Linked DNA regions of Mus musculus: region 2 is linked to region 1. A link is a loop called in an ENCODE intact Hi-C map of the cell type or tissue named here. Cell type or tissue: left cerebral cortex. All regions are shown on one strand. Each heading gives the region's core, and the rest is flanking DNA. Links, peaks and the distances in the headings are about the cores only.

Region 1 (16,245 bases), core at 2,607-10,606:
ATTGAACCTTGGACTAAACTAACAACCAGCATGTACCAATGATCCTCTTCCCTTCAACACATGGCAACCACATACTAATGTGATCGCACACATTGGGCCCTGCCTGAATTTTTACATGGAAGCTAGGATCTGAACTCAGACAGTGAGTATGCACAGCAAGTACTCACAGCTGCTGGGACACCTCACCAAGCCTCTTATTCTTAATGGTCTTTCATAATGTTGCTATTTGGTGATTCTAAATTTTATATGATGAAAAATAAAAGTCTAAAAATTCTTACAGCTCCAAAATAATAATTTGGGAATATACTTCCTGATACTTCTTACATAGAAATGAAATATTACTATGTATTTTTCAGTTATAGCAACTAAGCTCTTATGTGGCAGGATTTTCCCTGTCCAATTACATTAAAATATTAGTGCAGCCGGAGGCCTGATATTGGACAGAGAAAGGGAGGTGGAACAAAGAGTTGCAGGGACAGAGAGCAACTCAGAGGAGGAGAGAAGCCAAGATGGAGGTGGACAGATAGGTAATTATGAATTCATATAGGGATAAAATAATTGGGATAATTGTCTGATCTAGGTGGGCAGCTTATATCATTATCAATTGGCTCTGAAATTATTGTGTGGGCATCTTGTGAACTGAGAATTTATTGATACATAAATCTGACTAGTTAATTATAAGCTTCTAGAGTCTTATATCTACTGGGTTGTTGGGTGTTATGGCGGCTGATCATTGTGTGGTGCTGGTGTGGCAGTGATCCATGAAGGGAACTTGGGAGCTCAGGCCCCCCTGGAGAGTTGGTGGGCAGAGGGTAGCTGAATGGAGTGTGGGAACTTGGCAGTTCTTTTTTAATATTTCCTGCAACACGCTTATGCTAAAACCTTTTAAATAAATCTTTTAAATGATTAAGAATTCACACACAGTTATCAATCCTGAATCACTAATATTTATCATCCTATCATTTCTTAAAGACAAAAAAATCATTACCTCCTCCAAAACCTAATATTAAAAGGCACCACTATCCCTTCTCTGATCAATCTAACTTGCATACTTTCAACTCAGTCAGTTATAAAATGCTTAAACTGACAGAGAAGCTAGAAATATTCCTAATAAACGATTATGCAAATAAGTATGACAATGAGTTGACCCAACAGAAAAGGTTCCTGAAAGTTAGACTTCAGGAAACTGTTCCCCCACATCTAAACAAAATAAAGCTCATGGCATGATGCCTGTGCTGCACAGTTTCTATCAACTAAAGTTCTATAAGCTAAAGTTATCTGAGAGGATGGAACTTCAATTAAAAAAAAAAGTCCCCGTTAAGATTAGGTTGCTTTTGCTTTTGCTTTTCTTCCTCTCTCTCTCTCTCTCTCTCTCTCTCTCTCTCTCTCTCTCTCTCTCTCTCTCTTTGTATAAAGGATGCTTATTTGGGAAGGGAGGGGAATGAGTGAGGACCTGGAGAAGGAGTAGAGGCAGACAGATGAGAGCAGAATCATGAGGGGAGGGAGATGGGACAGCGAACAAAAAGAATAGAAGGAGGGATAAAGAGAAGCTGGCTGGTAGGTAGCACTTGTGAACAGAGAGAGGAAAAGAGCAGGAACTGAGGTGCTGAGCAGAGGTAGGTAATGGCAGCACATGATGTAGTAAGCCATTGCTAGGTCTCTGGGAAGAACCTAGCAGAATTGCCTATAAGCTAACATTTCACCCTTCTTGTTTTAATTAAAAATGAGGAACTAGGAAGGGGTGATGGTGGGGCAGGAGTGAGGTCTTCAGACTATTTCCTGATGACTTTGGGGCATTGTCTTTGAGGACCCTAAAAAAAATTGGGATGCTGGTAGAGCATTTCCTTAATTAGTGATTGATGGAGGGCCCAGCTGATTGTGGATGCCATCTCTGAGCTGGTGTGCTCCTGGGTTCCATAAGAAAGCAGGTCGAGCAAGCCATGGGGAGCAGACCAATGAACAACACCCTCCACAGCCTCTGCATCAGCTCCTACCTCCAGGTTCCTATCCTAATTTCATTCAATTATGAACACTGCTGTGGAAGTGTAAGCCAAATAAACCTTTTCCTCCCAAGTTGCTTTGGTCATGGTATTTTATGGCAGCAATATTAACCCTAAGACAATGCCCATAAACCATATATATATGCCTATATACATATATGTATGTATATATATATATATAGGCATATAAAGACAACCATATTTACCTGTTGTCAAACTCCAGTAGCCCACAACTGACAATCAGTTTGTTTGGTGGTTCTCTGAATTCAAGATGATGGGGAAAAAAATGTCTGACAGAAAGTCTTCAATGGTGTAAGATATGACAGATACCTTCTACAATACATCCAAAAAAAAAAAAAAAAAAGACAAATGAAGAAAGTTTGACAAGAAAGAAGATATCTCAATAAAAGAAGAAATCCCTTTGCCTACATATCAGGCCATTTATCAATTTATAAATGAACACGAGTGGGCACTGGATGACATTAGACCTTCATTCTCTCTGTAGCATATATAAAGATTAAATGTAAACTAAGTACAATGCAGAACACCATTCATATGTGATAGGATGAATACATAAAGACTACATGCTGCTTCTCTAAGGGAGAGGGTAAACTCTGTACCACAAACACATCTTATCAGCACAAGGAAATCACAACTCATGGGGATAAACGGTCTCCTATTTCTGTGTCCTACAGAATAATACACACACACACACAGGGAGGGAGGGAGGGAGGGAGAGGGAGAGGGAGAGGGAGAGGGAGAGAGAGAGAGAGAGAGAGAGAGCATTCCTGTCCAGCCTAACATGCTACCTTATAAGAACTGATATTGAAATGATCACTGTTAACTAAAACATCCATTCAAGAAAGAAAGATGCCATTGAGTGTGGGGAGATGAAGAGATTGGATTAGCCGTGTAGAATCCTAGATGACCAGGAAAAGCAGTACTATGGGAAACAGCATTGCTAACTGCATTCCTTCTAACCAAAATTCTCCTTTAGAAGACGAAGTAAATAAGCCAGGGGCTGTGGGTGGGGAGGCTGAAATATAAATCAGCTAGCTGTCAGATATCTCAGTCTTTAATATAATAAATGTTGGGAAGGAAACCACTCGGACTACTACAAAGAAAAATTTTAAATGAGCTCATTAAATGTAAATTAAAACAGAAACATTGAATAAGCACTGGGCTACAATTAAAGGCTGAAGAAACAGCAGGTAAGAAACAATTTTCATTGATCAAAGAACTGAAAGCTAACAGAATAAAGTATTTTGCATTGAACCTGGTTCATGAATATTAAACATCTTGAAATAAAGAGAACTTTTCCTTCCTTCCTTCCTTCCTTCCTTTCTCTTTCTCTTTCTCTTTCTCTTTCTCTTTCTCTTTCTCTTTCTCTTTCTCTTTCTCTTTCTCTTTCTCTTTCTCTTTCTCTTTCTCTTTTTCTTTCTTTCTTTCTTTCTTTCTTTCTTTCTTCCTTCCTTCCTTCCTTCCTTCCTTCCTTCCTTCCTTCCTTCCTTCCTTCCTCGAGAGGGGAGGGTTCAAAGAAGGTTTAGAGGTAGGGATGGATTTGCATATCTTACCAAGTACTTTCAATGTATCATTTTCAAGCCATGGAGCTTTGGATTTTAAAAAATGCAGACTTCAGAAAAACCTTTAGAAATAGGACTAACATTTGTAAAGGCATAAAGTTTTTTCAGAGGCTTTGGACCCAAAAGAGACCTGAATAAAATTATATAAATTCTTCTATACAAATGTTTTGGAGAACCCATTTTGTGACACAAGGGCACCTCAGAGCAGACAGTATCAAGACGTAGAGTTGCTTTCACCTAAAGTCATTGAAGCACAAGTAGCAGTACAGAGTACATTCAACTACACCTACACAGTCCAAGACTTAAAATTCCCTGCACACCAGTTTAAAACAAAGCTCGACTTTGGGCCAAGAGTCAGTATTGATGAAATAGTTACAATGACCAAGCATTTTTTTCTGCTTATTCCATCCTTGTATCCTTGGCACCTCTTGATAGCACCAGACACATAATGTATGCTCAGCCCTGGGATTTGCTTTTGTAAAACTCAATCAGTATAAAATGAATGACTCATCCTAAAACTCCTTTCAAATTAAAATACTCTACCCTTTATCAATAGAGAAGACAATTTAGAAAGAAGACACTTTCTGGCAAGTGATAATAAATGTATGCTAACACTGAGAGAGAGGCCAGGACTCCAAGTCACCAGCACGCCTATGCTATGACTACTGAAAATGTATTTAAAAGGCAGGGTACTTTCCTAACCAATAAATCTGATAAAATTGAAGAATAGGCAGGAATTAATGTGATTTTTTAAATATGCAAACAGTTAAATTCTCGAAGTGATTTTAAACAAGATATAGGAAATAATATTTTAATCAATTAAAAAAAAACAATACTTTTGAATGGAGCCCAAGGTCTTCTGCACCTTAGAATACTTCACTGAGCTACAGTTCTATTTTAAATATCTTCTGTAACATGGGGTTTTAATTTAAGAACTTTCTTTTTCAATTGTATGGGTACTCGTGTGCTTTAATAGCTGATATTATCAAATGCCTAAATGTATAGTACATTTAGAACAATTCTCAATTGTCACTACTAAAAATCAATTTTAAACACAAAGAAGTGCTCATTTTTTTTAAATTTAAAAAAAGTTTTAAAATAGGTGCTCAAAATTATGTTTTTCTCAGTTAAATTTTCTTATTATGAATCCCTTCTCCATGCCTCACAAAGGCAGACTTTTCATTAACTTCAATAAAATTATGGTTTAACTCTCTCTAGGTCAAGGCATTTAGCATGTCAATCATAATCCAAATGGGAGATGTAAGTACTTTTGAAGCCATCTCCATGACAAGAAGGAAACCCTCTACTTTGAAACAACAAAAGGAAAATTATTTTATGGGCAATAAAGTATTAGTCTCCTTTCCTCTTATTTGGCCAGGAAGCCAATCCAGAGGATTCTTCTCAGAGCAAGGACTTCACTGACAGAGTGCAGTATTTCCTTCACTAGGAGAGTACTGCAGGGGGAGAGAGCTCAAGTACAGAAGGCCTCAGCTCTCAGTAGTGCTATGCAGAGGAAGACACTGCTCAGTCCCTGGAGCTATTTGTGTGTCCTTTGCTCTGTAGCAGATCTCTGTGCAGTTCCTGTCGGCCCTTGTTTCCTGTTCAAGGATTAGTCATAAAAATGCAGAACTATTCCTCCCAAAGCTTCCTCCGGATTGGGTTCCCTCTCACCTGCTTTAGGTGCTGTCACCACACCCAAGCCTCCAACCTGGCAATTCAGAACTTCATGAAAATGCGGCCACCAATAATATTAGGCAATACAACTAGTTAAACAAAACAATGTAACATTGTTTGTGTAGGGTTTTTGTTTTTGAATGGAAGTTCCTTTTCATGGGGCAGGGGACAAGGATACAATCATTTGTGTTAAAACGCACACTTATTCACCCTGTAAAAAGAGTAGCCAAAGAAAGAAGAGTTTTAAATCTGTCTTCTATTTCCCTGGTTTTTATTACTAATTAATTTAATTGTAACATTCAAATGGCACAGTTCTTATTAAGAGGGCTCCAGGTAAATCTAAATAAAGCTGGCTAAATTGTGTTCCATCCTAAAGTTATTAATATAATAATTTATGAGACTTTAAAAATAGTTTTAAGTTTTAGGTCTTAATTTCCTATATTTATATAGCCTTAGGGGACATTTGCTTATCAAAATCATCCATGAACTAGTTTAAGTTGAAAGAAACTAAACGTGTGTAATTGTTTTCAAAATATGAGGTATTTCTCTCTTGTAAAATCTGTATTTTTTTTCCTAATCTGTCCCACTTGGTTCGCACTAATCAGTTCAGATTTGGGTTTACAAACGACTCTTAAGTAAATGTCACTTAAAAGCTTAGTGCCATTCATAAAAATGTATACTTTTTTTCTTAATTTAACAAGTTTCCAATTCATTCATCCAAAATACACACTGCCCTATGGAGGGAAGAAGCAGCTAGACACCATGAGCGTGCACCTCTGCTTCCAGGAGCATCTTAGCTGCCTAGCATGACTCTCAAGAGGAAGAGAGGAGGGCTGCACACTTGTAACATTACTTTTATGAGTTAAAACAGACTCGGCTACTTTCACCGTGTAACGCATTTACTTCATAAATGCACCTCTCATCCATCTTCTAGACACATCTCAAATAGACCGACTTCAGATGTGCTTAGTGCGATACCTGTCAGGCATATATCACAAACAAGTTCACTACATCTTCAGAACATCACTTGGATGGGGGCGGCGAGTCTACAGTAACGAAACCTCCAAACGGGAATGTGCGCTAAATTATGCATTTATTTCTACTTATCCCGGAGGAGAACCCAAAACGTGGCTTCACATATAACATCTCTGTCAGGGAGGTCCTTTCCAATCTGCCTACTTCACACTGCTTAGAACAACCCTAGTGGCCACTTCCAAAGCTGCACTGGTCAAACTGCACCCAGTCACAAACTGTAGTGGGGGAAAAAGCCATCTTTGCAGTTATCTACTCGGCTAGTCTTTCGTCTCAGATCTCCGAGGACACATTTAAAAAGACAGAACTGAGGTGCGATCTCCACGAGGCAGATGCTTTCCTGAGATTTTCTTTAAGTCCTAGGGTGTGTGAACTCGCCCTGAAGTGAAGGACAGCTTGACCGAAACAGACCTGGGCTGGTCACCCCGTGGAGCGGCAGGGCGAGCCCCGCCGTCGGGGGTCGCAGTGGAGCACGCGGGTGTCCGTGGGGATACAGTCTTCAGCGAGCTAACCTTGGCTAAGGCAGGTTGGAAACTCATACCTAATGCTCTAGCACACACCGGACCAGGCTATGGGCGGGGGGGGGGGGGGGGGCGGGCCGAGGAAGCCCACAGAGCGGACGGAGCGCGGCACGCACGCCTCCGCCGTGACACTGACAGGTGGCTCGGGTCGGCCCCCGAGGATCCCACTCGGACCCGTGGGGTGTGACGTGGTGCCACACACGGACGCGGGGCGGCGCGGAGAGATTGTACCTGGCAGGCACCCACGTACCTATCATGGTCACCGGGCGGGTGGTGGCTGCGGGTCGAGAAGGACCTACGCGGGCACTGGCGCCCGCCCGAGCCTCCCACCAGCGTTTCTGTCAGGTTTAGTCATCCAGGCCTCCTCCCCCTTCCCCTCGCGAGCCAGGCGGGCGCAGTGCGCACGCGCAACCACCCGCCCCTAGCGCGAAGCCTGCTGGGAGGCGTAGTTTTAACCCGTAAGATTCGCCTCCGGCAGCTGCAACTGTCTTCGCTGGTAACCTTTTCCGGAAACGCTCGTCACGGAGGGGCGGGACTAGCGTCTCCTAATGTTGACTAATCGCTTAGCAACCGGGAGGCTTACACCTTTGGAAGCTCTTAGAGACTCTAGCCTCGGATCCCAGCCCTCTTCCCGCCCCTCTCCTCCCCTAAACTCCCTCCACCTTGGTGCTGCCAAACATCTGGATCTCCCTGGGCAGCACGAGGGGTTGAATTTCTACCACTAGAGCCTTTTAGAGTGTTTTCCCGACCCCCTGCTCACTTCTGTAAAAGCCACTGGTTTTTCTTCCACACCTCTGATAAGAACAAGACGTTTTCTAGGAAGAATGTGGTAGAAAAAGAGACCCTGACCTTAAACAAATGCCCAGACAAGATGCCGAAGAGGACTAAACTGCTGCCACAACAGACGTTCCAGGTGCACCAGCCTCGTTCCCTGGTTTCTGAGGGCTTCACAGTCAAAGCCATGATGAAAAACTCAGTCGTAAGTGATCTTCCTCGATTGAACGCACTTGCTCCGAATCAGGGGACATGTGGTTGTAGAGGATGACAAGCCCTGGGTCCTGGTACTGTTTACCAGAACTGGCAATGACTCGGTCAGTAGCAGACTCTGCCCGACAGTGTGCAGAGATGTAGGCTAGGTGGTTAAAGAACCTTTGGGGCAGGCGATGTACTGAGTTAGCGTATAAGCACCTTCTTGAGCAAGTGTGCTTTCTCCACTACCCCAAATTACACTTAAGCTGTTTCACTGGTAAGGGGGAAAAAAATCCTTATCTTTATTGTAAACTTAGTCCACTCAGTACAAGACCTTCTGGAGTGAATGCTCTTAGAAGTCATAGGCTTTCAAAATTTAACACGAACCAGTATGAGACACATAAACTCATCAGTAATATATACTAATTTATCTCATCTGGGACATTTTAGAATGCCTTAGCATTTACTCAGCAACATTCTGACAAAAAAAAAGGTATTAACCTGTTAAAGTATTCAAAAATTACTTATGTGAAGACTGGTTCCTGATAGGCCTTTTAAATACATTTTAAACAATATAAGCTCTATTTCAAGTGTCTCTAATAATACAAGCCCTATTTCATTTTTATGAGTTGTGATAATACAAATAAAATATTCTTAACACGAATAGGGGAAAATATTCAAAGGCACACAAACGGTTTAGCTATATGCCTAATACTGCTTTTCAATCTTCTTGTTTATTAAATACCATATGATTTGGTATGCTAAACCATGTTTGTCTACTGAGTGGGCACCTGTTTAGGAGTGTGAGAGATTTAATACTAAATGTAGTTTTCAATTTTGTACAATTTACACCCTGAGAGGATCTTATTATACAGCAATTCAATATATTAGCTTAATAGTGTTCTTCGTTGTCCCACTATATTTCTACTTATATATTGCAAATCTTATACATACCACTTAGAGGACACAAATGAAGTAGATTACCTGTAGACTTCCAGCTTGGATTCCTATGTTGCTATTGTATATTGGTTGATCTATAGTAGTTATAGAGTGTAAAAGCAAACTGCAGAGTTACAGGAAACAGAAAAGGTGCATCTCTATTCAGTCCTTAACAGTTCACCACCTGTGAGTTCTCGGATGTACTTTTTGTCACATTATAAAGTATCTCTCTCCCTCTGAAAGTCTACTTCTCTTCAGAGCGTATATACCAACATTCATCTTTTAAATTGCAACCAAGTGTCCCAAAAGCCAACTCCAAACTACTTCTCAGGAGTTTCAGCCACCTTCCCTTCCCTCTGTAAGACTCCATTTCAGTGGGCAATGTCTTTTCAATGTCCTTCCAAGAAAAACACATGGAATCTATCCTAGGAAGTATGGAAATTGTTTATGAAATGATGATAAATGTAAACATTTATTATTTGTGAACTAATTTCTTAAAAATCCAGGGACAAGTAGTCCTAAGCAATGAGTGGTTGTTACATCAGCATGAACTTTTGGTTTGGTCTCAGTAAAAGTGAGCAACCACAAAAGTCGTCAATCAGAGAATATTTAAACTCATATTGATACAGTGTTTTCCATTAAAAGTTGAAAGGAGTTGTATAATTTGAGATTTGCAGATTGTTTACCTTCTTAGAGTATGATGAAAAAGTCCATGACCAAAAACCAGTTAATGAGTATTCATTCCCTCTGTCAGCAAAAAACCTTTATGGCTTATACAAACCTCATCAAAAAGCAAGATAGGTCAGGCATTGTGAAGCATGCCACAACTTCATGCTCAGAAGGTAGAGCCTCCTTGAAGATATCCTGGGCTACACAAGAACAAAGGAAACTACCCTCCATATGAAGGCCCTGACTCAAAGACACACACACACAGACACACACACAGACACACACACACAGACACACACACAGACACACACACACACACACACACACACACACACACACACACACACACACACAGCAAGTTAGAATATGGATCCAAGGCTGTGGAGATCTCACTTGTAGGCCCTGATTCCAGGCCCTTCAGAAAACAGGCTAAGAAAGCTGTAGAGTTTCAAAAAGACACAATCTCCAAGATAGACATTACCTGCCAAAACGGCACAGTGATGAGGACGTTGCTTACTTCGCTGAGCCCCAGAAACTCCTCTCACGCTGCTGCTTTAGTCCATGTCTAAGCTTAGGTTTGAAGGCATAATTAGTTGAAAGAGAGGCTGAGATGGGCTGTAACTGATAGCTCTGTGACTAGCTCAAACTTGCAATCTTTTATTACTGTGATAGCAGGGTGATGGGACAATGGGGATCATTAGAGGTCCTGAGCTGAAGCTGGTGCATTATGGTGAAGAAAAGCATAAAGACAAGTAAAAGATTCAGGATGCAAATGGTTAAGCATCGGTGGCTAGGACGGCAAACACTCCTTCAGTGCGGTGCAAGTAGTGAAGATGGTGGATTTGGATGGGGGCCCTCATCACCCCCACACCTCAGGAATGTAAGGTCTCCCAAGCTGTTCTCTACCTGTCAATCATCAGTACAGCTAGACCAAACTTTCCAGGACAAAGTTTCTCTGTTTACACAATGTGAATATTTGGGAGCTATGAAAACAAAACAAAAAACCACATTCCACAGAGCCAGCCACAATTCTTAGATAATTTCATGCATTTATACAACATATCTTGATCATATTCAACCCAAATCCTGCCTCCCTCTCTCCCTAAATCCTGCCCCTCCTACCTTCATGTCCTCCTGTTTTGTTTTTCATAACCCACTGAGTTTATTAGTGCTGCCTGCATGTGTCCCTGTCATCCACCTGAGCATGGTGACTTGTCAGGTGCCACATACCAGAAAGAAAATGGACTCCTCCCAGCTTCCTGCTGCCATCAGTTCTCCATGGCTCTTCAGCTAGGGGTGAAGCCTTATGAGCCCCTTTCTCATCCACATTGGCACATTAACTGCCTTGATCTTGATTAGGCATGCCCCAGGCATTCATAAGTGCAATGGCCATATCACGTCCAGAGGACAGCATGCCTCTACGTCCTCCGGCTCATACATTCTTTCTGATCCCTTTACTCAGTGTCCCCTGAGCTCTGGCGGGAGCCTGGTGTGAGGCTGGGTGTCAATGTTCCATTTTCAACACTAATTGTTGTTCTCTTCATGGCCTAGACCAGCAAGCTTCTATAATCTAATCCTATTTGATACTTTTTAAATTCATAAACAACCCCCGCTCTTAGGTACTTTAGCTAACTGAAACCCAAGAGATGGAGTGGTTCTTTAGAGTTTTGGCTGATGCTGTTCCTTTACTGACTGCCCATCCTTTTACATAACCTCCATCTACAGCATCACACTGTCACCAGATAACAAACATCCACTGATCAGTGGGTATGCACAGTCCCAGTACTCCTTTAAGGGCCAGGGACAGAACAGTCAGTAAAAGCAGACAGGCTGTGAAGCAACTCACACATTTATGGTTAGCATAACAACTGCTGTTTTAAGGACCTTCCTTAGACCCGCTCCTCCCCCATCCTAAGTTATGCCTCGTTCACCGTTTAATTATTTACATTACACTTATTTCTGCTTGTATTTTAAACCCTTGTATAAGTTCTGTGGGAAAACAGAATCTATTAACTCACCTTCAAATTTTACCACAGGCAAGTAATGTATTTGATAACTAATGAAGAAAAGCAACTTTGTTTTCTTCACCTTGTCATTAAAATGGATTTTGTCTCTAGAATTTTTTTTTAACATTTGAACAATTAGGAGCCCCCCAAATTGCTTTAAAACACAAGTCCAGCCATGTTGGTCCATACCTTCAGTGCTCAGAAACTCACTGCACTGAAAAAAAGCTCAAGTTGTAGCCTCCTGTGAGGCCCTCTAAGAGGTGGCTCCTGCTGCTTTTCACATCTGTGTTCACATACGTGCACATTTAATTCTATGGATCCTATCACCATCTGCACTTCCCCACTTACTTGCCCAAGTGCCACCATTATAGCTCTCTTGCTGGTTCTGATACACTGGTGGCATGTCTGCCTTGGTGACTGTTTCCTTCCGGTTCCTTCGTGTACAACATACAAACCACCTTCTCAAGATGTCTCCACTTTTTGTTAAAAAGTTGACTTTGTAGTAAGCTATTTTCTGACTAAAAATCTTAACTACACAATCATTCCATCCGACCCTGTTCCCTAACCCTTGCAGGCCCACCCACTCGTGCTCTCTGAGGTAATAACTGTGCTTAAAGCTGTGCTTCCCCAATTACAGACTCAGCCTCTGGAGGCCTAGGAATGTTATTGTTTCACACGTTGCTCCTTCTTCACCTGAGGAAAAATCCCTGCCCCATAGCGTGGGCTGTGTTTCCTTCCTTTCCTTTCCTTTCCTTTCCTTTCCTTTCCTTTCCTTTCCTTTCCTTTCCTTTCCTTTCCTTTCTTCTTTTCTTTTCTTTTCTTTTCTTTTCTTTTTCTTCTTCTTTATTCATTATCTTTAGCCAAATGACATAATGACTATTTCATTTTATAATTTATTAATCATCTTTAAGCTAGAATTTTCAAGAAAATTACAACATTGCATAGGTATTAAGACCACAAATGAATATATATGTATATATATATGTGCCCTATGAATATTTTATTGGCTTATGGTAAAAGTTGTATATGTACACTATAAAATATGAACATGGTTTGATTTAGAAAAGCTTTCTCTTAAGATTATGAAAAAGATTTTAGTCCCTATACTTCCTGTAATTTTAGTGTTCAAAATAGTTTGTTATTGTTTTTGGTTTTGTTTTGTTTTTTAATCTTAAATCATTTGGTTTAGAAAATAAGGTGGAAATTCTGTGTTGGTTTCCTAAATGACCAGAGTTGTACTTTATCCTTGATAAACTTCATGTTATCTACAAATGTGGGCTTATTGAATTTGGGATTCGCATATACTGTAAATGATGTATCAGGACTGTGAGTTTAACTCTGGCATGTGCCTAATCACTTGTTATCACATATGAAGGCTTTACTATACTCTAAGTCATTTTACATCCATTGGCTTTTCTAGCCAATCCTATATTTTAAAAAAAATTAGGACAGATAATTTATTCCCAAAGAAATATGAATCTCTGATTATTTTATATTTATTAAATGACAAAAAAGAATGCAAATTTCTATATTATCTTTTTTTGTTCTGCTCCTGGGAATTTTTTTTCAGGTATCAACTGTCCCACATGTATAGATAATATAGGTGCTCTAAGTGACTCACTGGTGACCATTAAGCCATCACACTGGGCACCCAGCTCTCAGATCAGCAGGATCAGCAGGGGAAGCACAAACTGGACTCTGTGGGCTATGACATTTTAAAAATACATGTTAAAATTTTAGCGAACATGAAGTTGGAAGGAAGTTTGCAGGTTGGTAGTGGAGACAAGAAGATTTAGTGAGATGTGTGTGTGTGTGTGTAAATATGATTGAAATACATTGTCTGCATGTCTGAAATTCCCAAAGAATGAACAAAAACATTATATTAAAAAAATAAGTACCAACATTGCAAAATCCTTATCTGTTCCTTTCTAGTCACCCCTCAGACACACTCTCCCTGTTTGCTGCTGTTTTCATACCTGGTTTTATACTTGCATATACTATGTAATTGTTTTGTATCTGCTACTTCCATCAAAATTGTGTTTCTGAGATTCAGCTCCAATGTTGCATACAATTATAGTTGTAAATTAATTGTGCTGATTAACTTTAATAAATGTTAGTTTGACATAACCTGGAGTCACCCGAATAAAGCCTTAATGAGAAGCCATTAAGGGGACGCCATTTCCTAGGCCAGGCCTTGAACAGCAAAGTGAAGTAAGCTAGCTTTTACACAGGTGGCAAGCCACAAAGGGCTGGTCAGTCTCTGCTGCTGCTGCTGTCTGTGGGTGTGATGACAAGCGGCTCGGTGTCCTGAAAATGGTGGACTGTCACCTGGAATTGCGATCTAAAATAAACACCCCCTTCTGGTCAAGGCATCTTAGCCTGGCAACGGAAACGAAGCTCACACACAGCTCCATGTTTATTCCTGGATAGCAGGTTTGTGTATGAATGTAGTACAGTTTATTTAACCACTTCCTTCTATCTGAGTATTTGTGACTTCCGATTTAAGATTGTCGCATGTAGCACTCTGAGGAAATTTTAATCTTTTTTTTTTTTTTCTTCTCTGTGAGGCTCCACTCCTTGTCTTCTTTGTGTTGGCAGTTAAAAATCTCAGCACTTCTCAAAGTTATTCATCATACATACTTGGAAAAAGTTAGAAACAGCTGAGGCTGTGGTTTTCCTGTTGTAAGAAGACATTTTCCTAACAAATATTCTTACATTTATGTTCAACAAGTTACTTCTTTTAGGTCAAATACTTCCATTGATTTTCATACATTATATTTTAACCATACTCTTATACATTTAGCTGTAGAAGTACACATATACAAAATAGTGGAATGGAGATGTATATGGCTTCTGTATCTAAAATATAAACATCTTTATCATTTCCTCATTTGAGACATAGTCTCACTCTGTATGTAGCTTTGGCTGGCCTAAAACCTGTTATATAGTCCAGGCTGGCCTCAAACGCAGAGATCTATCTTTCTCTGCCTTCCAAGCACTTGTGTTAAAGGCATGTACCACTATACCTAGTACTTTATAAACACTAAATAAAAGCAAATAAGATCTTCCTTACTAACAGAGACATGGCTTCATTTTATATCTTCTCTGTCTATTACCATAGCTTGGAGCCTAAATTTTATATATATTCTCAAGTGTGTATAAGGAATATATATGCATAATCATGAACTCATGAGCTGGGTAGTTTGATGATTGATAAAATATAGATAGATAGATAGATAGATAGATAGATAGATAGATAGATAGATAGATAGATAGATGACAGATAAATGGATGGATAGGTAGATAATTGAAATTTAGCAATCATTCTTTAGCTTGTGTTGTCACCTGAAGTCTTTGTTTTGTTTTTAATGTTTCTATTTTTTATGTGTATGGTTGTTTTGTATCTACTTACGCCTATGCAATGTGTACATGTCTGGTACCCTCAGAGTCTAGAAGAGGAGATCAGATCCCCTGTAACTGGAGCTTCAGATAGTTTTGGGCTACTATGTGGTTGCTAGGAATCAGACCTAGGCCTTTTGCAAACACAGCTGGTGCTCTTAGCCTCTGAGCCATCTCTCCGGCTCCTGCGTGTTTTGTTTAAAGCACATATTTCTGTGATGCTTCGTGGACCATGCCCTATCATAAAAGGGAAATCAATAGGATATAATAAAGAGGTATCCGTATGAAAATTTCCCCCATTTATCCATATTTTCTACCATAGAATAGCACAACTGAATGAAAAGAATGCTAACCCACCTGTACTATAATGAAACAGCGTGAAGGGCAGTGACAGAAGAGGTACCTAGTTCCTATAGAGATATCCTGGCTTCACTCACTCTGGGGAGCACCTAAGAGGCGAGCGTCATTGCACCTCATTCCATGAGCCCATCCTTCATGTTAAAGGTACAACACTGTGCTTTCCCCAGAACTCCAATTCTAAAGGTCGGGAATTTAATATTTGAGCTATTTTAGTTTATTTTCTTACACTTACTATAAGTTCTCTAACTACAAAATTGCATAGATTTTTTTTAGGACTTCTTCTTTTTTGCACTTTCAAGCCTTATTTACCATATCCAACTGCTATACAGCTAAATTGAGGCATAAATCTCTAATTATACAATACATTTTTACTGAAAAATGAAGGCTTCATATACATTCCTTTTTTTTTTTTAACTAAAGTACACTAAAGTTGCCACACTGGTTTGATTTGATTAAGTGATCATAGCCTTTGAGAAAATAGTTACAGTTTTGTATTGAAATTTTTGTTTTTGCTATATTCTGATTATGGCATACCCTCCCCCAACACTTCCCAGATCCTTCCTACCTATTCACCCATCCACTCCACTCCCTTTCTCGCTCCCTCTCCCTCCCTCTCCCTCCCTCTCCCTCCCTCTCCCTCCCTCTCCCTTGTCTTCTCACCTCACCCTCTTTAAATAATAAACAGGCAAACAAAAGGCAAAACAAACTATAATTTAACACACACACACACACACACACACATCCAAGAAACATCCACACAAAAGCAAAATAAAACGTTCTCTCTTAAACTGATCCTAAAATTCTTCTTCTTTGGATAACAGGTTAATTCTGGTGGTGGAGGGAGCGGGCTCTAGGGATTAAGCCCAGCCTTATATACGAAGACAAACATTCTAAGAAGTCATGCATTTACTGTCTTTAAGTATAATTTCTTCTCGTTTGATTTCCGTTGTTTCCATTATTAAAGTTTTCTAATACGGTTATATTTGGATTGTTTCATTTCAACATTCTTGCTAATATTTTATTTTAATAGAAATTACATTATTTATTTTTAAATGGCCAGAATGGTGTGGGGTTTTTTTCTAGTTGTATTGTG
Region 2 (16,245 bases), core at 4,553-12,552, 190 kb before region 1:
GCTCTGGCTGTCCTGGAACTTACTTTGTAGACCAGGCTGGCCTGGAACTCAGAAATCCGCCTGCCTCTGCCTCCCGAGTGCTGGGATTAAAGGCATGCACTCCCAGGATCCAATGACTGCTCTCTTAAAAGAGGATTTTCTTTCTTCTTAGATAGGGTTTAACTATGTGCACCACTCATGGGAGCTCATGGTGGAACATCACATCGGCTAATCCTCCCTTCTTTGGGGAATGGTCTGCTTTATGAAGAGTTTAAGAAGTCAGTCCTCCCAAGCAGCAAGCACCTCTGACTTGTCATGAGCTATCTGGCCTTTCCATGCTCTGCACTGCCCAGTCTCTCTTCAGCAATGAGCAAATGCAATGTTGACTTTGGCTCACTGGCTTGGCTGAAGAAGGCAGCCTAGCTACACAGTACTTAGCAAGAATTACTGAACATTGGTAAATACTTACAGAGCACACAAGCCTGAAAGTGACTGTGTACCTCTTTAGAGAAGTCTTAAGGATACAAATTGTATACAATTCTAGTATAAACCTTATTCTGAGACAAGAAAGGAAGCTTATACTTTCTGTGGCATGCTGTAGGTGTCCCCATGGACAGGAACATGCCCCTTACCACAGTCTCTCCTCTTCACTGACAGCATGTCTGCTGCTGATCCATGCCTCTTCCATCTTGGTCTCTCTCTTCTGTTCCTTTTCTCCTCCTAGCTTGTCTGGAATGACTAGACTGGACTTTTATACAGAAATTCTTATCTACCTCACTTTGGCTTTTGACCTGTTCTATTAGGCTCCTGTAATCAATAGGTCGACCCTTTCCCCTCTAGTTTCCTTATAAATGATGATTGCTTAATTGGGTAGTGGACAGACCTGTAATCACAGCACTTATGTGGGAAACTGAGACAGAAGGATGGCACATATAAGCCTAAGGTGAAGGGCATAGGGGGACTCTAGGGATAACAATAGTGGTGACAGCCCTGTCAGATGAACGGCCATGTTGCGTGCTGTTGGGTAACTCACGCCCACATATGTTGGGTGTGCACATATCTGTACATAAGAAAGTCATGGAACCTTTAATTAGGTCATCACACAGGGACAATTGAAGAATCTCAGGATTAACTCCAAATACATCTAGTTGCAAGGCTACCTCTGAACCCTAAGATGGGAAGGCTCTGAGGTAGTGCTGGCAGCCGGTGTTCAAAAGTCAGTGAAGAGGCCATTGTCATGCAGATACATTTGCTATACTGGGAGTGTTAACACAATAAATCTAGAATAGACACTGGACGAAAACTCAGTTTCAGCTTTCCCAGGTCTCCTTTAAGAGACAGTCTACCTCCTTGGGGTGTTTGCAATGTTGCCCTAAGGTGACTCAGCAAGACCTGCTCTTTTCTGTGTTAGTAGGCATCAGTATATCATAGTGAGTCTCTGGCACCAACAGAAGCAGATATGTATTAATTGTCCTTGCTAATAGGGACATGGTGGGCAGTCACAAAATAAAACTGCACAACATATTCAGGAGCGTGAGAGCTTGCGTGGGTGTTCAGCGTCACCATCTGCTTCCTGGAGAAGGCAAGTTGGGCAACTGCCTTGCAGATCTCATTTCACCTGTCCTTGTAACAGAGGATAAAATGTGGAGACCCCAGCACCCATTGGAGTCTCTATCATCACCATTTCTCACTATAGACCACAATTTTCTCCTCTTTCATACCTTAGCTGTGGCCTTGTCTTGCCCCCAGACGCCACCCAAAGTGAGCTTGCAGCTTCCAGACCATGGTTATACTCTCATCATAATGATTATTTTAAGCTGTACCTTCTCTAGAGGAGTAATCCCACCCCCTTCTCACTCCCTACAAAGATGCTGAGTTGTGGAAGCTCTTTCTACATTGTCCCCTTTTGTAAGTCCTCCTATGTCCCTCAGAGTTACCTGGCCATACAAAGGCCCCACATCATACTTCCATCGGCTGCTGCTAAGGGCTCTGGTCATTGCAGTGCAGAATCCTAGGGGGTTGAGCTTGTTGTTTTTAAGCTGTTAGCAATTCTACCCCTACTACCCACCACCATCTCCCCATGAGAGCCATAACACATACTGCTTCAATCTTATGGAAAACTGCAGTGATTTTCCTAGAGAGGGAACCCTGACCCCTAACTGAGCATTGGCCCTCTGCCCTGAATATTGCCTGTTTTGGAAGAGTAAGAATTATTGATGATGAAAGTGATTGCAATATAAAGGTCAAAGATGAGATTTCCAATGTTGCTAGAGTATGACATTCTGCTTAAAGGTAGATGCCAAGGAGAATATTAAGCACACAGAACCTATATATGTGTTAGCATCCTAGTTAGCTATACCAATCTGACACATCCTAGGGTCAACTGAGGGGGATGCCTCGAATGAGTAACCACCTCGATCAGATAGGCCTACACACGTGTCTGTAGAGGACTATCTTTATTATTAAATAATAAAGGAGGAGGGACCAGCACATTGTGTGAAGCTCCATCCCTAGTCAGATGGTCCTGGCCTGTATTAACAAAACCAACTAATCGTGAGGCCTGGAGGAAATGAATCAGAGAGTGAGCCTGCAAATAATGTCTTTCTATGGTTCCTGTCTTCCTGTTCCTACCTTGGTTTCCTGCCCTGAATTCCCTCATTGATGGATTTTGACCTAGAATCCTAGGCCAAATAAACCCTTTCATTCTATACGTTGCTTTGGGTCATGGAGAAACAAGAGAAGGAAACTAGAAAAAATAAAAAATAAAAACACATTAAAGACTTTGGAATGAGCCTGGCAACGCATAGAGATGGAAGAGAGGTGCTTGAACATTAGAGACTTCAGTAATCCCTGGAAAGCTGAGACAGAGAAGAGGAATATAACACCCCCATGAAATGAGTTGCAGTAAGGTAAAACTGATTCACGAGCGAGTGGAGTCTGCTTATTAAAGAGTAAACAGTACATGTTCACAGGATACCTCTGTGCGCCATAGATTAATAAAACCAAGGATCAGACGCCCAATAATGACCCGGGGAAGACAGAGCTACTGCAGAAAGCCCACCTCACAGCAGATGCTGCTCCTGAGCACCTGGGGACCAGCACCCCTCTCTGGATAAGCTTCCCTGCCTCCAGCGCATCAGAAGAATCAGAAGATAAATGATCCCACTAGGCGCTAAGAAAGGATCACGCTGCATCCATTACACTCTGAGCGAGGTGGCATGGAGGGATACAATCCATTTAAAATGATTTCATTCCACCAGAATTAAAAATGAAAGTTCTGACTTAAAGGATTAGGCAGGTAGCTACAAGGCGAAGGGAAGCTTTTGAAAACAATCAATCCCTTATTGATCTACCCAGTTTCAGATTTACATAATGACTGGGGTACCAAAGTATAATAGACCACAAACTATTGGCTATAAAATCCTAATGCCTAAAGAGAGCTAGCCGTAAGTCCCTTTATACACACACATATTATCTATTGGTTATGACATGGGTTTCTGATATATTTGAAAATTTCTGCTAATATTAGTTCACCTCCTAGACTTTATCATTGATTTCTTTTTTTAAAAAGAGGATTTTTTTGTTGCTTTGCTTTTGACCTGTAAGTCTTCTCAGGTGTCTCAGACTTTAGGTAATAGATGCTCTCTCCTTACAGTGTGTGTTTCTCATTAACATCCTCGATCCCTGAACTTGGCACCTCCCTGGATGCAAAGGGAACATCCCTCACTACTGTGCACCATTAGAGCTAGCAGCATTTTTCAAAGAATAGACACAGCAGCCCTAGCAACACTTTACTTCCTAGACCATTTACCTCAAACCACTGACTGAACTGGTTTTTTTTTAATGAGATCATGATAAGGCAATAGCAGAAGAATATCTTATAAAGCAAAAAACTGAGAATTACACACTATCACAGCATATCTGACACACTATCACAGCATATCTGACAGAATGCGGTGTCGTTATTCCTCGGAGCCTTTGGGTTTCTGACCTTGGTCAGAGAGGACTGAGACAATGTTTGCACCTGGCTGAGAACAGCACAGCTCAGGGAGAAGTAGGCCTCGGCTGTGGAGCCTCATGGCTTCCTTCTACCTTCTTTTCCGGTTTCTTCCTTGGGGCTTCCGTTATGAACACATTTCATCTGAAAGGTACAAAACCGGGGCAACACTCAGCACTCCGGGTAACTCACTTCCCTCCCTCGGGTGGTGGAATCACTGTGGTAACTGTTCTGGTGAGAACCAGCTTAGGATCAAAAGGTCATGCAATTTAACTCCATCATCTCCATGGTTTCTCTAAAGCCTTATTTTAGTTTAAAAATATATATAAAAGAAGGAATATACTCTCTATGCAGCTATAACTCTTACTTAGAGACAGATTACACTGCCATTATACTGTAAATTCTTCCACCAAAAGGATTTTTGTGATTTCAAGATGTTTGCAAACACCAGGGAGTGTCCAGGATCTGTCACTCTGTCCATTCAAACTGCAGTATTGCTCCAGTTTGTAGGAAAAGCTGGAAATGGAGAGAGTCTCAAATTCAAATATCACATTCCAAGTATTTCTTAGGGCGACAGCAGGCAGTGTTTTTATTTAGAGCATTAAATCTCAGCGAGGTATAATTGTTGATTTTAGAATGTATTTTTAAAACAGGTTAGCACACTGTCTTCCTTTCAATTATTTTTGAAAAGCACTAAAGTAATACATGAGATATTGCTGGATTTTAACTGCTGCTCAGCATAACTAATGACTTATAAAATAGCTAATTATTTCCTTTGAGGTCAGAAGTAGACTTCAATGTTAGAGCAGAAAACCAAAATAAATGTGATCTGCTTTTCTCAAAATAGTACATTAACACTTGGCTCCCACCTGCACACTGGTATTTTATCTTCCTCTCCGGAACCACTAACTCAATCTGATGCAACAGCAGGCACTAGGATACCACCTAGGGCTTCATGCAGCAAGGATTGAGCTACTTTGTACCAAGCTATTGTCCCTTTGTCTTAAGAGCCACAACTGTTCATTAATTTGAGCTGACTACCCGTTGAAGCCACCTGTTCAACCCCAGCCACTTCTTGGTCAGTCCATGTGGGGTGTGAGCAACCAGGAGTGATGGATCTGTGAGGGTTAAGAACCACATTCACCAACTGACACAGATAGAATCCTCCCCACTGTGTCTGCAGTCTGGCTTAAGAACCATACAGAGAGCTTCAGGCTTGCTAGAAAACCCTGTGGAACCATAATCTTTGCATAATCACACATGGAAAGCATGCTTTGATTTGAATGCATTTTAGAGGCTATTAAATGGAATTCATGGAGGTCTCTGACATAGTAACATCTAATGTTATAAAAGAGAAGTTTGGTTCAGTCTTTTATTTTTCTTAAATTATTCTATGGATGTTTTCTGGGGGTGGATACATTTTTTTAAAAAATTGGAGTACCTCCTTCCTCCTCATGCCCAATACCTCCCTGACTCCTCTCCAGGGATGTCTTGATTACCTACTGCTGCAATAAATAATCAACAAAAGCAAACTAAGGAACATCAGTCTTATTTTAGCTCACAGTTGGATGTTGCAGTCCATCATTGTAGCAAAGTCACAGAGACGGCTGATTACATTGTAACCAGCTATATTCTATTCCAGAAGAGAAGCAGACAATGATGAATGCTTCCCACAGTCACCTTTTTGTCCAGTGCAAGGTCCATCCTAGAAAACAGTGCCACTGCCTGGGGGTCTTCTTACCTCAGTAAACTTAATTGAAATAATTCTTTATCATGTCTGCCCAAGACCCACTCCTAGGTGATTCTGGATCTCAAGTTGAAAATTGAAATAAACCATCACAAAAAGTAAGCACTAGAAACACCTTGGTGTTCGTCTTTCCATACTATTCTAACACTGCATTATTTTTAACACACATACACACATACATATGATATATATATATATATATATATATATATATATTTCTTTTCAAGAAAAAATTGTATCATACAAAAAGCTCTATGTTGATGTTGTACTCAATACACTACAGCATTCTTTCCAACAAAGGACCTATAATTCCACCTCATTACTTCGCACTGTTTGTGTGTTGGGGTGCATGCGGGTGCACTTGTGAACCACAGCATATTTGAGCATCTCTGATGACAGCTTTAGGGGGTTGGTTACTTCCTTCCACCCTTTTGAGGCAGTGTCCCTTGTTGTTTCATGTGGCTGGCCCAAGGCTACATGAAACATGCAGGCTTTCCTGGCGGTGCTTTAATCCACTCAGACACCTCACCAGCCACCGTATCCCCTACTTCTTTGGCACCTTCACATACTTTCAGGGTTGGTAAATATAGCCATTGATTTATTGTGTGTGCTAAGGGTTGGGTCCAGGACCTCAGGCATGCTAGGCAAACATTCTGCCACTGAGCCACACTTCAGTCTCTGAATTTTTGTTATGTATTATCAAAATGGATTACTTAGTATCCAAATGTTTATGCTATATGTTCATACAAACAAGAAATAGTATTTTAAGAACCTAGTTACATGTTAATAATGTAATAAAGAAAGTACTATAAAATGTGATTTCATGTAATGGATAGGGGGTGAGCTCTAAACCAATGAATGTATTAAACGGTGACACTACTACTCAGTCCTTCAGCGAGGCAACAATTCAGGTTTTCAAAACCCAACAATACATGACGTCTATTTTTTTTTTTAAATCTCCAGCCGATAATGGTGTATTCCATGAGTTAGATGGAGAAGGGTAATGGAATAGTTGTTCAAACAGGGTTTGTATACATTTCCATTGCTTCATGCGGGCTGACAAGATAGTCCATGATATAAAGGAGAAGAGGAAGAGGAGGGCAGGAGCGGAAAGCAGTGATTTAAACTGTTCTCCTAGAAAGTTTAACTATTCTTTTATTGCTATTATTTATTAATTACCAATTCATACCTTGATCCTTGAGGGCAAAGACCTGGTAGGTGCTTTCTTGAAGCAGCAGAGTTACCCCTTCCTGTCTGTGGTGCACCGTTTCTAGAATCTTTGTGAATATCAAGCTGTATTGATAGTTTAAAAAATCCTTAAATAAAAAGTAGTATTGCATATAGACTATGCAATCCTCCCATATACTATAAGTCATTTCTACATTACTCATAATGCACAATACCACATAAAATGCTACATAAATCGATGAAATATTGTATTCTTCAGAGGTGGTGCCAAGAGAAACGGATCTGCTTACACTGACAGCAGAGCAAAGCACGCCCCGCCTTTACACTGTGCAGGCCAGCAACAACACAGCTTTCTTCCCAAAGCTGCACATGACCAGCTGTGCTCCCTCTGTGCCCCAGCATGTCCCCTCACCTGAAGTAGAGACCAGTCCTGGAACAGTGGCCTTTTTAGATTCTCCACCACTGCTTTCAAGATTCTTTTTTACACTAATTATTTTCACTGTTAGGAAAACAACTGTATTACAAATGGGGAAACAACAATACATTAAAAGCTACCCAAGAATTTCTGGGGAAAAATTCCAACCTAATGAGCTTGAATTCTTAGAATCAGTGGTTTCTACGTGTGAATTTCATGCACAGGGAAATTAGAAGGGTAGTGAACGATTGAACATGGACTCAGTAATCATTTATTCTAATGAAAACAATTTTTAAAAATCACCTCCTAACATAGCAAGGTCCTGTGTTCTGTCCCTAGGGACACTCTACCCCACACAGCCAAACCACATGGAAAAAACTATTTAATAAAGGAATGGCTGGCTTGGAGTTCCCAAAACCTGATTTTACCAGTCAGTGTTCCGTGACATAACGCAGATGCTGTATATACCCCTTAAGTCCCCTCAGTTTCAGCCAAGTGTTTAAGAATCTCACAAACACTTAGAAACTATTGGTTTACAGAGCTCACTTGTTCTAACAATACCCAGGCTTCCAAAAATTTAGCCATCTCAGCAATCAAAATTCTGTGAGTATAGAGAATTCAGGCACTTTTACCTATTTCCACTCAGTTTTTTCCTTCTTTGCCTTATTAAGTCAATGAGGCTCTCTAGACATGCATATTTTATATCAAATTCAGGAAACAGCCATATCCCACAAGCTTATGTGGAATTTCTATTTCTACCCAGATTTGTCCCTTAAAAATGAAATCACTGGAAAGCAGCACACGCACACTGGTAAAGCAAAGCCGTCTCACTCCTGGGCTGCCCTTGCCCACTAAGCCTTGGAGCTGCAGGTCAGAAAAAGCCCCGGGGCTCAGACTCAGCATCATGGCCCCTTTCCTCCCTGCTACAAATATGTACTCAAAAGCAGCCTGATCTAGTAGGCAACAGACCGCAGACTGTGCTGCCCAATGGTCTGTGTAAATGTGACTTTTTCGCTTAGCTCTCCGAAACTGTTAACACCACCAATACTGAGATGACTGAATGAGCAAAGTCATACAGGGTGCCAGAAAAGAAGTGGGGACATAGGAAGCTCTCACTTCTCCCCTTTCAGTTTCCCAGGCATGAAGAAGCCCCTGAGTGGGCATTGCGAGGCCCTGCTGCCTGCTCTTTACATCCCAGTGGAAGAGTAAGATATTATATAAGATGGAACTGCACTGCAGTTCTGAAAAGCGATTGGGGGGCAGGAGAGGTGAGAGGAGGGAGAGGTGCAGCTGGACTCCCTGGAGTCTGTGAGATCCATGGTGCCATTGAGAAGGAAGCCCAGAGACTGGGGCGCTGTGAAGGGCTAACAAGGAAGCACTGGAGGAAACGGAGAGGATTTCAGTGACAGAGAACTCACCTTTCCTTCCTTCCTGTCTCTTCCTTCCTTCCTCTTCTTTTCTCCCTCTACTTTAAAATGCCAACCATTCCAAATAAGGTAATAGGAAAGAGGCATACTAGTCTATGTTTAGGTACCTTCCTTAAACAAAGTATGAACTCCCTCCAACACACAGATCCATTTCATCTCTGTGAAGCAATTAATGGTTTCATTTAAAGCATTGCGTCCTATGATTTTTCTGCTGGCTCACCTCCAAGCAGTGCAGGAAGAGCTGAGGTAGCATACATTTAGTTCATCTCACAGGAGAATATTCTAAAGTGCATCAAGCAAAAATTAGGAAACGATTCAGTATGGAATATTAAAATTCGATACTTTTTAATTAAGAAAGATAGAAAGATACGTCCTCCAAAAAATTGGTGAGTTTGGATCACATCAATCTGTAATCCACATTTGATGAATTGGTTTTTGTTTTCTTCTTAAAGAATTAGAAAAAATATTTTATGCGTATGGTTATTGTGCCTGCAAGCACGACTCTGCACCACATGTGTGCGGTGTCTGCAGAGGCCAGAAGAGGGCATCAGATCCCTGGGGACTGGAGCTACAGATGCTTGTGAGCCACCATGTGGCTGAGAATCAAACCAGGGACTTTTAGAACAGTGTGGTCTAAAATGTTCAGCAGTTTCTCCAACCTCAAATTGATCTTTGAGTCTGGAATTTTAGGTGAATCCATATTTTTGCCTGACATTGCATACTTACTTGCAAAAGTCTACCTTTCACAGTTTCTATCCCAGTTTCAAAGCCACCAATGGGACATCCTGCCTCTGCCTTCCCCACCCAGCAATTCATAGGAAACTGATTCCAACATCTCTCAGTCGTCACAGATCCTGACCAAGGAGCCCATTACACAGACTCTGGCTGCTTCTGCTTCTCTATCCACAATGCCACTTTGCTCTCCACCCCAGGCTTGCCGTGCCTTGCTACCCGTTCCAGTCTTATAGCAATGAAGAACTACATTTCTATCTTAAACTGTCATTTTCAAAGCAATAAAATGCTGGTATGAAAAGAGATGCAAATAGTTTATGGCTCTGAACTAATTTAATATTATTCCTCTATTAATAAAATAGGATTAGCTTTGTCATATTACATAGTCTTTCTTGGCTTCCTAGAAAGTGTCAAAGCCTCACTCTGACCCTGGAGAAACGTGAAAGGTTCTCATAAAGCATAAGACAGCTTAGGGGTGGCTTCTGTGCCTGCGTATTACCTCAGTAATGGAGCCACAAAGAAAAAAGAAGTTTTGCTTTCATTTCTGAATATTATATTTAGTAAAGTATTTGACAATTGTTTACTTCTATGCCGCGTGCTAGCTTCGCGGGAGACTCGGGCACTTGACTAAGTATTATAACTTTAGACTTGTTTGATGTGCTGCAGATCATGACTATAGTCACGACTTCCCACCAATCAATGATATCTACTAACAAGTATATTAACTAAAGTGGTAACCATCGTTGCCACACTCAGCATATATTAGTTTAGATTTTTCTATTTATATATTAAAAAACACCTGACTTCTTTTTTTAAAACAAGGATAATTTTGAGAATTACTTGGTATTTCTATTAATTTCCTACTAATAGATGACACTCCACAGGAAGTTTACCTGAGTTTATTTTTCAAAGACACAGTTACAATTGTGTTTTGTGAATGGGCAGTTACCTCTCAGAACACTCTTGTACCAGGAACTACAAATGGAAGAATGGATGGGAAAAGCTTTTAGAGCCCTAGTCAGGCCTGAGTGCTGCCCTCCTGCTGAGCAGGTCACAAAGGATCCTGCTGAGGACCCATTTGGGTTGGTGCAGGGTATAAACAACAATTTTTTCAGCACTAAGGAATTTCAAAAACAAAATAAAGGAATACTTTGATGGCTATGTTTTCTTGGTGGCCAGCATCAGACAGAGATGGGGAATAAGAGGGTGCCTATATCCAAGGCACCTCATGACCTTTACTCTACTGCCACAGAGGCAATAACCAAGGGAGACAACAGCGCAGCATCCCAGAGCCAAGGCTGATTCTTCTTCTCCTACTCCCCATTGGTAGGATATAAATATAGATAGATATAGATATATCTGGATCTCCCTGTAGCTGCCTCTGTCTTTCTGTCTATGTCTGTCTGTCTCTCTGTATCTGTCTCTGTTTCTCGCTGCCTCTATATCTCTGTCTTTCTGTCTCTCTGTCTCTCTATGTATCTGTCTCTCTGTCTGTGTGTCTCTGTCTCTGTTTCTCTCTGTGTATCTTTCTGTCCCTCTGTCTGTGTGTCTCTGTCTCTTTGTATCTCTCTATGTCTTAGTGCCTTTCTCTGTCTCTTTCTGTCTCTGACCTTTCTGTCTCTGTCTGTCTCTTCCTAAGAAATCCAGGTTGATCCAAACTTCTTGACTCACTGCTTCCATGCCCATTCTTCATGAGTGCTGGAATCAATATCACAGTTTTAAGTGAAATCTAGTATGGGGCCCAAGGTCTCACTGATAAGTTAGGAGGGTAAAGGTATGACCTTGGGTTTCTTGAACTTGGAGAAACTTGTCTTCCAGTTAAGAATAATTTGTATATGTATTCTCTTGACCCAGTGTCTGGTCTAGCCTAGGAGTTCAGGCATAATCTTGTTAAAGTAATGAAAACAAAACATCTCAACCAAAAATTAATCTGGGGATCTGATATAGCTATTGGATTTGGGTGGCTACCCTACTCAGTGGCAATTTAGCATAAAGGTTTGAGTGGAATTTAGGAAAATGTGAGTTTGAATTTTGTCTACATTGCAATAATCACGTGGCCTCTTTCAACTTTATTTTACTGACAGGACAAACTGGGTTGAGAAAGCAGTACTTCATAAATGTCTGGTTACAGTGAAGTGAGATTATGTATGAGAAATGCTTAGCCCAGTTCTTCCTCCTGCCTATGGAGGGCAGAGGGAGGCTGTTCTTAGTACAGAACAACACTAGGCCCCATAGAAAGGGGGAAATAACCAGGACCCCCAATTTGCATTTCCTCCGACTCCCTTCCAGATTCGGACATATTCTGGACACTTCATATTAAAAGGAGTCTCTACTATTGACTTATCTTTTCTGATAAAGAAAGTACAATATACATCCTAGTTACTTTGGGCTTTAGCAAGGCCAGAATTTATGTGTATTTTCTTTCTTTAATTCAAAATGTTAAATAAATCAAAAATATTGAAATAGATACAAATTAAGAAACTTTCAGAAATATATCCTTATTTGGTTTGAGCTCTTGAAAAAAGAATCAAGGTCTCAACTATTATGGATTAAGATGATAAATTATAGGGAATTCTGCTGGTGGAGATGTAAATTTATACTTTCTTGCATGAGTAACTTCTACATTCCTTGTAATGGATTTTACATAATAGGAGCATGTATTTTGTGGCAATAATAGCCCCACTCAAGCAGTTGGTTATACAGTTAACTCTTTATCATTGTCAGGGCTAAGATAAAATTTGATTTAATTCTTACACAGAAATTAAAAAAAAAAAGTCCTTCTTATCCCAAACCCAAAATATATAAGATTTAGATTTATTTTCAAGAAATGTATTCAACAGATAATACATGAAATAATTGCCTCAAATTCCATCTTTTCCCATGCCCTCCCCAGAGAAAGTCCAATGTACGGAGCTGTAAATTCTGGCTCCACTCCATGATTTTAGACATGCCATTGTCCGTCTGATGATTTTAGATATGCCATTGTTCCTCTGATAATTTTAGACATGCCATTGTTCGTCTGAACCATTCTTTGGTCTTTTGAAACATAAAACTAGTGATGCATATCTTTTATAACGATCAGGAAGATGATATTTGATTTACCTAAAAAATAAGTTTTAGCAAACCATGCAGTACATCAGATGCAATTGATAAATTACAGCGATGTGTGTGTGCACGCTCTGAGACTATGAACCTATTTCCCTTGTCATTCCTCTAAACCTGCAGTTCCATGTCAACTAAGCCCAACCTATCTGGCTTTTCTTGGTGGAAACAAAATCATTGTAGGCTGAAGGTGCTGATAATTTCTGTGGTGCTGGGGTCAAACTCAAAGCCTCAAGGCCATGCTCTGCCACTGAGCTACACCTCCAGCTTAGCAGACACTTTCTTCTGCAATCCTCTTTTAGACAGAATCCAATAGGAAACACAAGTATGTATCTTAGCTTCCATGTAACAGAAGAGTTTTAGAATGGCTTATTGATGTTGTAATGACCTATTTGGATAAGTGCCAAATTATTCTCGCTTTCCTTTGCTCCTCTGCAAACTAGATCTCAGTCACTTGGTGTGGTGCGACCATTGACCATGCTCTCTCTGTGCCCGTGTGACATACTGTTACTACCGTGCATTGTAAAAAATGAGTCTTAATTTGGCCATATCAAAAAGAAAAATGTTATTTCACATAACTAAGTTTAAAAAAAATTAAAGGACTAAAACTACATAAAGTTTTAGGCTTTAAATGTACAAAACAAACCAACAAACAAAAAATGTATTCTCCCAAGCTTTTGATTGACAAAGTATGAGGCCAGAAATAAATCCCATGCCTTTGTGTTAATAAATTATCTATATGATTTTCACAAACGAACTGTGTTTTTACACACTGCCACACTAGAATGTCCTTTGCAGTTCCATTAATACAGAGGTGCACTTAGGACCATGTTCTAGAGAGGCTCATTTTCTGAAGCTGAGGCATGCTGTAGTCTGTCTGCTACACCCTCAGCTAAGCACTGCAATCTTTGATCTTCTCTGACTTAACTGAGTTGCAAGCCTCTACTTCTTCCAAGCCACAGAAATGCCACAAGCAGAAAAACACCCTCCAATACATACAGTCTTACATTTTTAAGCAAAGCAAACATGTAACATTGTTTCCATGGATAAGGCCCCTCCTTCAGTTCTATGTACTTCCTCCTCTGACTCCACAGTAGCGTTTGTTCCCAGTCTCCCCAGCTCTGGCTAACTATCCTCATGCCCAGATCCTTGAGGGAGAACTCTAGCTTGTGCTTCCTATGTAGTGCATAGCAGGTTGATGTTGACTTTGCCTGACCACTTCTTCCACCAGAATTGTTCCAGCTCAGTTCACGAAAATGACTGTTCTTAAAGAATATCCTTGAAATAATTGTCAAGAAGCTTTTCATAAATGCATGAAAGCATGATGGGAATGGTGGGTGATATGAATATAGAAAATAAGTTATTTTTGAAAACAAAAAACAAAAAGAAAGGAAGAAAGAAAGAAAGGAAGGAAGGAAGGAAGGAAGGAAGAAAGAAAGAAAGAAAGAAAGAAAGAAAGAAAGAAAGAAAGAAAGAAAGAAAGAAAGACAAGAAGTTATACCACTTTGCTAATGACAATGAGGTGTGCAGAGGCCAGCCTGCTGGTCCGATTGGTCACCTTTACCTGTCTTGCCTGTTCAGGACCCAGAGCACTATCACCACCTTGTATACATATGACTCACAACAAGGATGCTTATCCAGTTCTTCATTCATTTGTTAAATTAATGTTTTAATTGTTTCAACAGCATATATGTATCTCAGCCAAAGAAAGAATTAATTTGAACACACCCAGCTTTAAAATATGTCAGCAGCTCCCCACTGCTGCTGGGACTGAGTCCAAGTCTCCTGAGTAAGTTTCTTCCTCTGCCTGCTCCTTCTTTCTGAGCCCTGTTCTGCCTTGCTCTCCTGCTTCCATTGGGTACTCCTGCCGTACCGTTAATTGTCCTTCACACTTCTGTGGAGTTTGCTTTCCCTGAAAAGAACATCTTTGCTTTCCCCTCCTGCCTGCCTCCTAGATGTTCTTATACTTATCTGAGGCAGGTCTGTCCCTGCTCTTCCCTATCATGCAGTCGCCGTCACATGCTAAAGTCACCCTTCCTCCTGTGGGTGCCACAGTGACAGTCCTGTGCTCACTGTCATCTCCACACTTAGCACTAAGCTGTGATGGCAGTATGATATTATATTCATGACTTGAACCGAGGGAATACCTGGCCAACTACAGACTTGGCAATCATGCAGACTGATTTCAGAATAAGAATGGAGTCTGGGACAACCAGAATACAGAGAAAAGACAATTCGTACAACAAAGACAAACCAGGCTCAGGTCAAGGATGAAAACGTCTGATGTTTTTGAGTTGTTTCCACATTAATATTGGTGGTGTCCAGAATGCCCAGCAGCCTGTGGCTACCTGGCACTTTCTGAAAGTGATGAACTTCCAAGGAGTCTCTAGCTGAGGGGAACTGTTGGCAACTTAAAAGATCATTCATTTGCTCCAGGAGACATCCTCTATATTAATTTAGATTACTGATGACAGGTCTCTGATAAAATGTATGAATGTATCATCTTTTCTAAAAGATTTTAATCAAAATAAATCCTTACCAAAATTTTCCCTTGACAATATATCTACAAATAGTACCTGAATTAATAAGGAGAAAATGGTTTGCTTTCTAGTTGAAGATGTTATCCTGTGCTGGGTCTTAGCTATGGCAATTCTGGAGCACAGCCAGTAGGTCTTGGTCTAGCATTTACAGAACTGGGCAGGTTTCCATTATTGCCCTGGCCTCTCACTCCTTCGCCCTGGGTATAAAATCAGTTCTCCATGAGGCAGGTCTCACTCTCAAGTGCTGCTGACGTCATAGGTCATTCATAGTTCCAGATGATGGAAGCAATGTGGGATCTCAAAGACTGGCTGACCTTTCATTTAATATGAAATTCTAGTAATTTCATTCATCGAGACTCAATTAGTAAAGAGTCTGTTTTCTCAAAATGGTGTTATGTCCAAACACGCAAACAAAAGGTACATTTACCAGCAGTTTCTTTCTTAGTTAAAAGCAATATGCAATTGAAATACCACCGGTGTAATAATTTCAATGTATCAAAATACTGAACTTAAAAGTACGGCAAAACTAGGCTTCTTTGGATATGTTAATATTACTTCCAAAGAAGTCTTTATTGATTTACTTAGTAAAATGATTTAAAAAACTTATGGTTGACCTGGTGAAGTCTGTGCTAACAGGCTGAGTTCATGAAGTTTAATAGGAAAATACTAACATCACTTCCAAAATAGCTTTTATTAATTAACTTAGTAAACCTTGTGCTCTGCAAGGTAAGTCTGTGTAACAGAGGATGAGTTCATGAGGTTTAATGACAAACACAGCGCTCCTTTCACAGCACGGCAGATCTCACACACTAAGCATTTTGAACCTCATGAAGCTCCGAATGCTCCGTGTGCCGACAGAACAGGAGTCCGTGTGCTAAGACTGGGGACTGGGCAGTGCCAACTGAAATTGATGCTAACGAATGAACAGAGACTCGGAGTGATGGAAAGGCTGGGTAGCCCTGTTGTCAGTGGTACCCTCTGCAGATAAGACACAGGTTGACAACTCTACAGGATGGACACCCTTAGGTAAACAGGTAGATTTATTACAGATCTCACCAAGTCCCATGTAATGCCTGGAGACCAAGATGTAGGATGCATTCTTTCTCAAACGTATTTTA

Evidence for each region. Hi-C counts contacts between places; a loop is a spot of excess contacts. Peaks named below come from ENCODE experiments on the same cell type or tissue, not always from the same donor. Only the 100,000 strongest peaks of a DNase experiment are listed, where the experiment ranks them.
Region 2: a loop joins it to region 1, with 3 times the contacts of the local background. A loop is called at or near these places in 2 of 42 quality-filtered maps.

The regions. Positions count from the first base shown.
Region 1 is chr17:10,831,305-10,847,549 of GRCm38, reverse strand. It overlaps Pacrg (PARK2 co-regulated), which reads left to right and starts at 7,359. Exons shown (of 5, transcript NM_027032.2): 1 at 7,359-7,789. The coding sequence starts at 7,682. Prkn (parkin RBR E3 ubiquitin protein ligase) reads right to left here and starts at 7,191. Exons shown (of 12, transcript NM_016694.4): 1 at 7,061-7,191. The coding sequence starts at 7,067. In left cerebral cortex, for the core only: CTCF peaks have their summits at 6,477 and 7,266; DNase peaks (open chromatin) are centred at 6,485, 7,264 and 7,730; H3K4me3 peaks cover 2,104 bases; H3K27ac peaks cover 1,494 bases.
Region 2 is chr17:11,022,603-11,038,847 of GRCm38, reverse strand. The region is part of intron 1 of Prkn (parkin RBR E3 ubiquitin protein ligase); the gene reads right to left. Among named protein-coding and RNA genes, the nearest start is that of Gm41526, 100 kb to the left of the region's middle. In left cerebral cortex, for the core only: a CTCF peak has its summit at 9,285 (motif pointing right); a DNase peak (open chromatin) is centred at 8,952.